2 separate regions of the Homo sapiens genome follow, and region 2 is linked to region 1. A link is a contact called in ENCODE Hi-C or POLR2A ChIA-PET data. All regions are on one chromosome and are shown on one strand. The core of a region is the stretch at or near the end of the contact, and the rest is flanking DNA. Distances in the headings are between cores, read along the strand shown.

Evidence for each region. Hi-C counts contacts between places; a loop is a spot of excess contacts on that map. ChIA-PET counts read pairs that join two places held with the same protein, here RNA polymerase II (POLR2A). Pooled maps may share reads with other maps.
Region 2: a loop to region 1 is called in a map of gastrocnemius medialis, with 4 times the contacts of the local background. The contact joins the enhancer-like site here to the promoter of LINC00900 in region 1. A Hi-C loop is called at or near these places in 1 of 168 maps with a recorded cell type or tissue (gastrocnemius medialis) and 1 of 50 pooled maps. POLR2A ChIA-PET finds 5 or more read pairs at or near these places in 2 of 52 experiments (AG04449 and H1).

What each region holds. Positions count from the first base shown.
Region 1 is chr11:115,758,303-115,762,004 of GRCh38, forward strand. LINC00900 (long intergenic non-protein coding RNA 900) reads right to left here and starts at 1,898. Exons shown (of 3, transcript NR_034148.1): 1 at 1,728-1,898. The region is part of intron 2 of LINC02698 (long intergenic non-protein coding RNA 2698); the gene reads left to right. RefSeq lists an enhancer at 958-1,492.
Region 2 is chr11:115,605,042-115,608,743 of GRCh38, forward strand. No RefSeq gene overlaps it. Among named protein-coding and RNA genes, the nearest start is that of LINC02698, 52 kb to the right of the region's middle. Within about 2 kb of position 1,995, at least 2 of the 41 ENCODE cell types and tissues checked have a DNase peak (open chromatin) inside an H3K27ac peak, as active enhancers do.

The DNA of each region.
Region 1 (3,702 bases), core at 648-3,147:
ATTTCGGTTTCTCCTTTTCTGCAGGCATCAGGTACATTATAGACAGGAAAATTGCATTTCAGAAACAGCACCTGTCAGAGCTAGGCAGGCAACACCCCCAGCCCCCGTCAGCACCAAATGCTTTTAATTAACTTTGGACACTTCCGTGCCTCGCACTTTATTTCTGAATGTTATTGAAAGTTGTCAGAACTTGTCTCACTTTTTTTCTTTTATTATTAATGTGTAAATACAATGCCTCAGGAGTGTTACTAAAACACAGAATCTAATCCCAGGAGATTAATTTATGAACGCAGCATAGGGTGAAGTTGCATCCTGGAGACTGCAAATTGATGTTGGTAAGAGCCACAAGCATCGGCCTCTCCAAACCCACGGGGATCCAGAAGGCCGAGGGGAGTGGAGGCAAGGAGGGATGGTGGGGGGAGAACGACTCTGCCGATTTTTGAGACACCCCCAGGAAATAGGACCTTAGGTTCCTCTTGGTGGGGCAGATGAGAGTAAGGCTACCTTTCTCTCCTGATGGGGCAGTGTCCCCTGCAAGTCCATCCATTAGCCAAGTCCATGGGCATTTATTGAGCACTTATGCCACATCAATCTATGCTCGGCTCTGTGGGAATCAAAACAAGCAAAGCAGTAGTTACTGCTTGTGATGACCTTATCTCTGTGGGGGTGGCGGGGGGAGTCAAACAGGCATTTGAAACTATTGGAGAACAAAGCCAGACTCAAGCAAGTATGGGATTGTGTGCAGCAGATTTTAAGTGCACAGTTCTGGTGGATAGGAGAGTCGGTGTGGACTGCAGTGGTCAAGTTAAGTCTGGAGCAGAGGAGTTGCTGGGTGGATATGCTAATCTCAAGCATAAGGCAGGGGAGTTAAGGATGGGGCGCCCAGGGTCCTTTGTGCGGAGCAGGGCAGCTTGGCTACGGTCATCTTTATTTCCTCGAAGGCCAGACAATCTGCGGGGAACGTGGGGAGGGCTCATCTGTTTAGAAGCTGTGCTTTAGGCAAGCTTGAGAAAACATCTGTCCATCCTTGTCCAAAGTGGGTAGCTAAGGACCCCTGGCAGAGAATCACCCATCTTGGGAGCTCTGAGCACCAAGGAGGAAAGCCCTCCGAATTTGAGCGGTGGTTCTCAATGGGAAAGAGAAAAGGAGTTTGCCCATAGCCAAGGGGAGAAGCTGGAGCAGGGTTAACCTGCGGCTTGGGGTTCAGTTGAGCAGGCTGGGCGCCCGGCATGGGAGGTAGAGGTAGGGAAGCTGGGCCTTCCCTTCGTCTTTTCTGCGACCAGGGACGGGTGGCACCTCGTGGTCCGCAGGAATACCTGTGTGGAGGGCTGGGGTTTGGCTCCTGCCGGCTCCTGGAGTATGCTGGGGGTCCACCCCCCGCCTCCCTGCGTCCCCTTCTCCAGCCTCGCCTCCCCAATGCGCTTCCCGCCTCTGCATCGCCGCCGGCCCCTTCACGCCTCTACCTTGGGCGGGTTTGGGGTAAGGGCCGCGCAGACCCTAAGGGAAGGCCCGAGGTCGCCGGAGCTCCTCCTCTCGCGGCTGAGTGAGGGTCTGGGAGGCCAGATGAAGGGAGCTGCTCGGCTGAGCTGCGGACCAGCGCGAGAGCAGCGGGCAGTGGCGGACCAGCGCCAGGGCAGGGCAGGGGTGGACAGAGGGCTCTCCCCACCCTTCCCTCCTCCAGTGAAAGTACCAGAAGAGATGGCGGCCGCTCCGCCGAGTGTCATTACCGCGGAAGCAGCAGAAGCCGGCGGCAGGAGCGGGCCCGAGAGCCCGCGGCCAGTGGCCTGCGCACCCCGCGCCCAGCGCCCCCGCCGCGGGTCATCAGTGTCAGCGTTGAGGGGTCCCGGGGAGCGGTTGCAGGGCGGCGGCGGCGGCCGGGTCATCAGAAGCACAGTGGAGCCGCCCCCTGCTTTGGGAGGAGCAAAAGAGCCTCTCGCTTGCCTCCCGCTCGAGCTCCTTCTCCTCTTCCTTTTCCTAGCGCTTCTCTCCCTCCCTCGGCGGGGTCCGCAGAGACAGCTGGGCAGGCGGAGGCTGCGCGCCTCTCGCACCTCCACGCCCACCCTCCCGCCGCCCCCCCCTCGGCCTGAAAGATCTGCGTCCACACCACCCTGCACCCAGGGCCCGTCAGGTTTTGCAGAAGTTTGCTGAGGGTCCTCACAGGGGGTCTCCCAGGGGAAGGGGTGGAGGGCTGGAGGGGCCGCGGTGGGAAGAGGTGGCAGACGCCGCCTGGCAACGGAGACCCTACCCTTTCTAGAAATTCAGAACGCAGAGAAACCAGTGCCCAGCCCTGCTCTTCAGCAAACGGTGTATTTCAGCCCGAGTTTCCTTCCGGGGGTTTGGCTGTGAGTGTGTGTGACCTCCCAGATGGCGGCACGGTTCAGATCCCATGCTCCCTCTGTTTCACAGCTGCCAGAGACAGACTCAGGGATTCCGGGCTTTGGAAGAAGGTCAGACCATGACCTCCTATCTCCTGTTCTCTTCTCCCCTCACTCATCACCCGCTGGCCACCCCACTCTCTGCACCCCACCATGCATGCTTACTGTAGACCTAATCACTAATTAGCCCAAGGGTTGACTGAGCGTGCTGGTGAGAGTAACAGGAGGCAGGTGGATGGGGAGGTGTGATGCTGCGCGCATAGTAGGTGCTGAAAACATGCAAGGGCACGATGCACATAAGCTAGACAGAGCCCTTGGTCCTGCTGGGTGCTGGGGGAGTGAGATTCAGAGCAGCAGACCATCAGCCGGGTAGACAGAGGTCATGGCCCCAGCAGCTCAGCCCCATTAGCTAGGCTGGTGGGAGGCAGCCAGTGCTTTTGAGGGCTCAGACAATCCCTGCGATTCAAGGGCTGCTCTTTGGAGCTGCTGCCAAACTAATCTCAGGCCTGCAGTCTTGGGCCTTTCCTTTAGTCTCAGCCCACTTGCTGACTCTGCCCTTCAGAGGAGGCCCACTGCCTCCTCCTGGGGCTGAGGATTAACCCCTAAAAACTGAGTTTTGTTTGCAGAGCTATCTCCAAAGCTGAGGGAGCCTCTGGAGTCTCCTGTTCTTGCTGCTTGTTGACTAGGGGGATCCTTGAGGTCAGATGGTGCTGGCAGCAGCTCAGCCCCTAGCCCCAGACACATATTCAGTCTGCAAATACAGCAGGAAATCTTTCTCACCTGGCCCAGCCATCAGTCCTGGCTTGCCCAGCCCTGCAGGGCACTGCCTAGTAGGCCTTTTCCTACAAGCTCAGCCCCACCCAGCTACGGAGCCTGCCCTAATTGGGCTAGGAGGGCACTAGCACCTCCCTTTTACTGGTAGGGGAAGTGCTGTACTCAGATGTCTGCCCACAGATTCAGGATCCAGTATGTTTGTGGCAAACACCCTTCCCTTGATCACCACTAAAGTGGTTCCATTCCTAGTGCTGGGACTCTGCCTTAGTTTCCTAATTAGCACTACAGCCCCCTGAGCTCCAGTCCCATCTGACTGAGATACTGGCCTCCTCTTGGGCCCTTTCCCACCCACATCCCAGGGAGTGGAGCCTGTTCCTCTTGGCTTCAGGACACTACTGAGATCATGGTTTGCCAGGCTGCTCATTCACAGCCACAGCTGTGTTGCTTTTCTGCCTTTGAGGGTCTTTGCTGCCAGCCCCCCACTAATTGTTGGCCTCCCCTTTCCCCATGGGTACCAACTGCATGCTGAGTCAAGCTGAAGATCCCCTGCTCT
Region 2 (3,702 bases), core at 745-3,244, 150 kb before region 1:
GGGGGATATGAGAGATGGCTAGATGGTCGATGGACAGATATGTGATAAATATAGAAAAATGATAATTGGCGAATCTAGGAGGTGAGTATATGGGCGTTCACTATACAGTTCTTTCAACTTTTTTGCTATGCTTTAAAACTTTCATAATAAAATGTTGGGAAAAATATCTGTCGATCTGAAACCAATAACTGACCAACCAAATGACCGAACAGCTAACCAATCAATTAGTAAGTCAGCTAAGACAGTGTTCCCCAAACTTCACTCATTTGGATACTCCCCATACCGTTATTTATTTAATAGTGTATCTGAACGTGACTCAGTTTTATTTTATTTTATTTTTTTGAGACAGAATTTTGCTTTTGTCGCTCAGGCTGGAGTACAATGGTGTGATCTCAGCTCACTGCAACCTATGCCTCCTAGGTTCAAGCAATTCTCCTGCCTCAGCCTCCAAAGTAGCTGGGATTACAGGCATGTGCCATCACGCCTGGCTAATTTTTGTATTTTTAGTAGAGATAATGTTTCACCATGTTGGTCAGGCTGGTGTCGATCTCCTGACCTCCCAAAGTGCTGGGATTAGAGGTGTGAGCCACTGTGCCCAGCCACGTGACTCATCTTTAAACTTATGTTCTACCTTAGCCTTATCCTGAGTAATAATATCTGTGAAATTAAGTGTCTTATATTAGTTATATTTATATAATACAATACACATTAATATAGCTAAACGTTAACTTTAAAATGTTCACACATATACCATGTACAATTATTTCACTTACCCTCTAATATATATATATCACACTTTAGAAGTTCTGATCTGTGTTTGGTGCTGTGGGGGAATTAGAAGTGAGTCATGTGGTCCCTGACCTCAAAGGACTCCAGCACGCATCCCATCAATCTGCAGAAGGAGAGGACAGACTGCAAAAATGGGACGAGCCTCGGGGCTGGACACAAGTGGCTGGGAAACGTCCGCAGCAGGTCTCATTCCCCGGGAGGCGAGGATGAAAATTACAGGTGACACATGGGTCAATGGCCTGTCTCCTGACTCAAGACACACAAGGAAGAGACTCTTTGAAGCCTCAGGAGCAGACACTCAATTGGATAGCGCCTGGGATTTGAAGGTCTGCCATAGAGTCCGAAGAGAGGGGGAAAACACACGCAAACCACCCAATCACAGGGACCCCTGTGGCTCCTCACCCACCCTCCACCCTCCACCTTCCACTTATTCCACTCCTCTCGATTGTCAATTAAAATAAACAGCCTTGTATTCCACGGCCTGGCTTCAATCTATCTTGGCTGGGAGGATACGCACAGATTTGTGGCAGTGCCTGAAAGTCCTTGCTCAACCTTTTTAATATCTGAACAAAGCAATCAAACCCGATAAGATCTAGCGAAGGCAAGATCAATCTTCTGTCCCCGGGATGGAAGCTTATTAGTCTGTGGCCCACATCATCAGAGTTATTGTGCCATGTTAAATTTATTGGTACTATCTCACCTCATTAAATACTTAAATAGACCTGACAGGACAGAAAAACGGGCTTTTTAATTTTTTTCCTCTCTCCAAAGGGAGCTGGTGTTTCCCATGTCCCAGTTCACCTCTGCTGCAGCTGTTGGCAAAGAAGTGAGAAAGCCTGGCCCTGCGCAGAAGGTTCGGGCCGGCTGCGTGGCGGCTCCCAGGGTCCTCCTGACTCTGACCTGCCTTGGGCCAGAAGTGAAGAAAGCACCTTGGAGTGTGTGTCCATGAGAAGGAGGTGAAGAAGAGGCAGAGGGCAACCATGGCATTTATTCTCTTTGCCAAGTTACCCAAATCTGTGTGACTTTTTACATTTTCTAAGAGAAACCTCATCAGTCATTTAGCCAGGACAATTGCCAGAAATAAAGGTCGGGCTCACTGAGGAGAGAGGAAATAGGGAGTGTGTAGGGGAGTGTGGAAGTGGAGTGGGGGCGAGCTCACAGCAGCTCCCGTCCATCCCCCAGCACTGGGGCTTGTGGTCTTTATTTAGCAGATAGCCCTGGTATCCAGGGTTGGATTCCAGCCAAGGCCAGGATTTCCCCAGATTCTGAGCTAGAGAACTTGGCAGGCTGGTGAAGCCTTGCAGAGAGCCACTAGCCTGAAGGTTTCAAACAAATTACAAATGATGAGAGGTGGGAGTCAAAGAACGCGGATGTTGCTTGGTCCTATTTCTTTCCCCAGACCCCCTCATGACCATCCCCCAATTTTGTGTGTGTGTGTGTGTGTGTGTGTGTGTGTGTGTGTGTGTGTTCAGAGGGCAGAGTGCAAATTCAGGAACTCGAGAAACTTTGCAACCTAGAAAATATTCCTTAAACAGTTTCATCAGAAGTTGATTATTTTTTTTCTCATTTATCAAGCCAATTTTCTTCTCAGCCAAGGTGATTTGGGACACAGCCTCCCTGCATCCCCTTCCTCTCCTTATATCTCTACCTGCAGAGAAGGTCTCTTTTCTCCAGCTGTTTCCCTCTCCCAGCCGAGGTCCTCGTTTGCACCTTGTTAATAAGGTGGGCAAAGGGCCAGGAAGCAGCTCTTGGGTGCCTTCCGTTCCTAATGTCCTAAATGGCCATGACACTGTGCTTAATTTCCGTCTTAGTGCAATGGCTGGCGGGACATCAGCGGGCTGAGACCCGGGTCCTGTGACAGTATCTTCAACCGTGGCCATCAGCCTCCCTGTAATTAGAAGCCACGTGGAGCCCGCTGTCCTGCAGTGCCAGAGCTCCGTGGACTTATGTAACTGTCCCCCTGTTCAGAGCACAGGCTCTTTACAAGCTCTGAGTCTCCCAGCGTTAAAACAGCTATAATCCTTTGCCCACCCTGGGAGGGAAAGCAGGCCATGACCAGATGGGTTATCTATGTGATCAGCTTAGAATAGTGTGGGGCACGTAAAACCCTGCGCTTGTGCAGAAAACCTAGATGGTTGACATTTACCAACTGGGGAGCGTCACTCTTTATCTTTTTTGGAGTGTTCCATAGTAGACTTAGGGAAGTGAGACGGTCAGAAGCCCTGGGTGGGGACTTCTGTTGCTTTCAGTGCACATCAAAAAATGTTAAGTAGGGAGCAAAATGGAATGTTAAGCATTGTGGTTGAGCTATGTTGGTAATGAAAGACTGCCAATCATGACAAGGGTTTTGGGAGAATTGGAAGTCTGCCTGAACATGTGGATATAAAGACCCAGTTTGGTTTGAACCAAAGGGGGGTTTGGATGGTGGGTGGGGGAGGGTGGAGGAGGTGATTAATTACTGCCTGGGTGGCAGTATTTCTTCATTTAGAAGTTGCAGCCTCAATTATCTTTAATTACTTCCCTGGTGGCCTTAAATCCAGGGTGAATCCAGAATGGGGGTCAGCTGCTGGGGTATGTGTCTCGGGTGGGCTGGCAAAAGGTGGGCAAGGGGTTAGAGGGTCACTTTTGGGCACACGTGGATGGGGCTATTTCAGATCATCCCTTCCCTCCAGGACTCAGTGATAGAACTGACAATAATCAAAACCTGAATTAATACTACCCCAGATACACAGAGCATCTTCAGAGGAGTGCAGTGCCTCTTCTGAGTCATTTGTTTTTGTTTGTCTTCATTGACCCATTAGGGGGGCCAGAAGGTGTGAGTGGGGACTCTCCTTCCCATTTTATGGATGGACAAAAGAAACCACTTATATCTATGCAGCAGGTTGGAGGCCATGCTTCTCTGCTTTTGTCTGA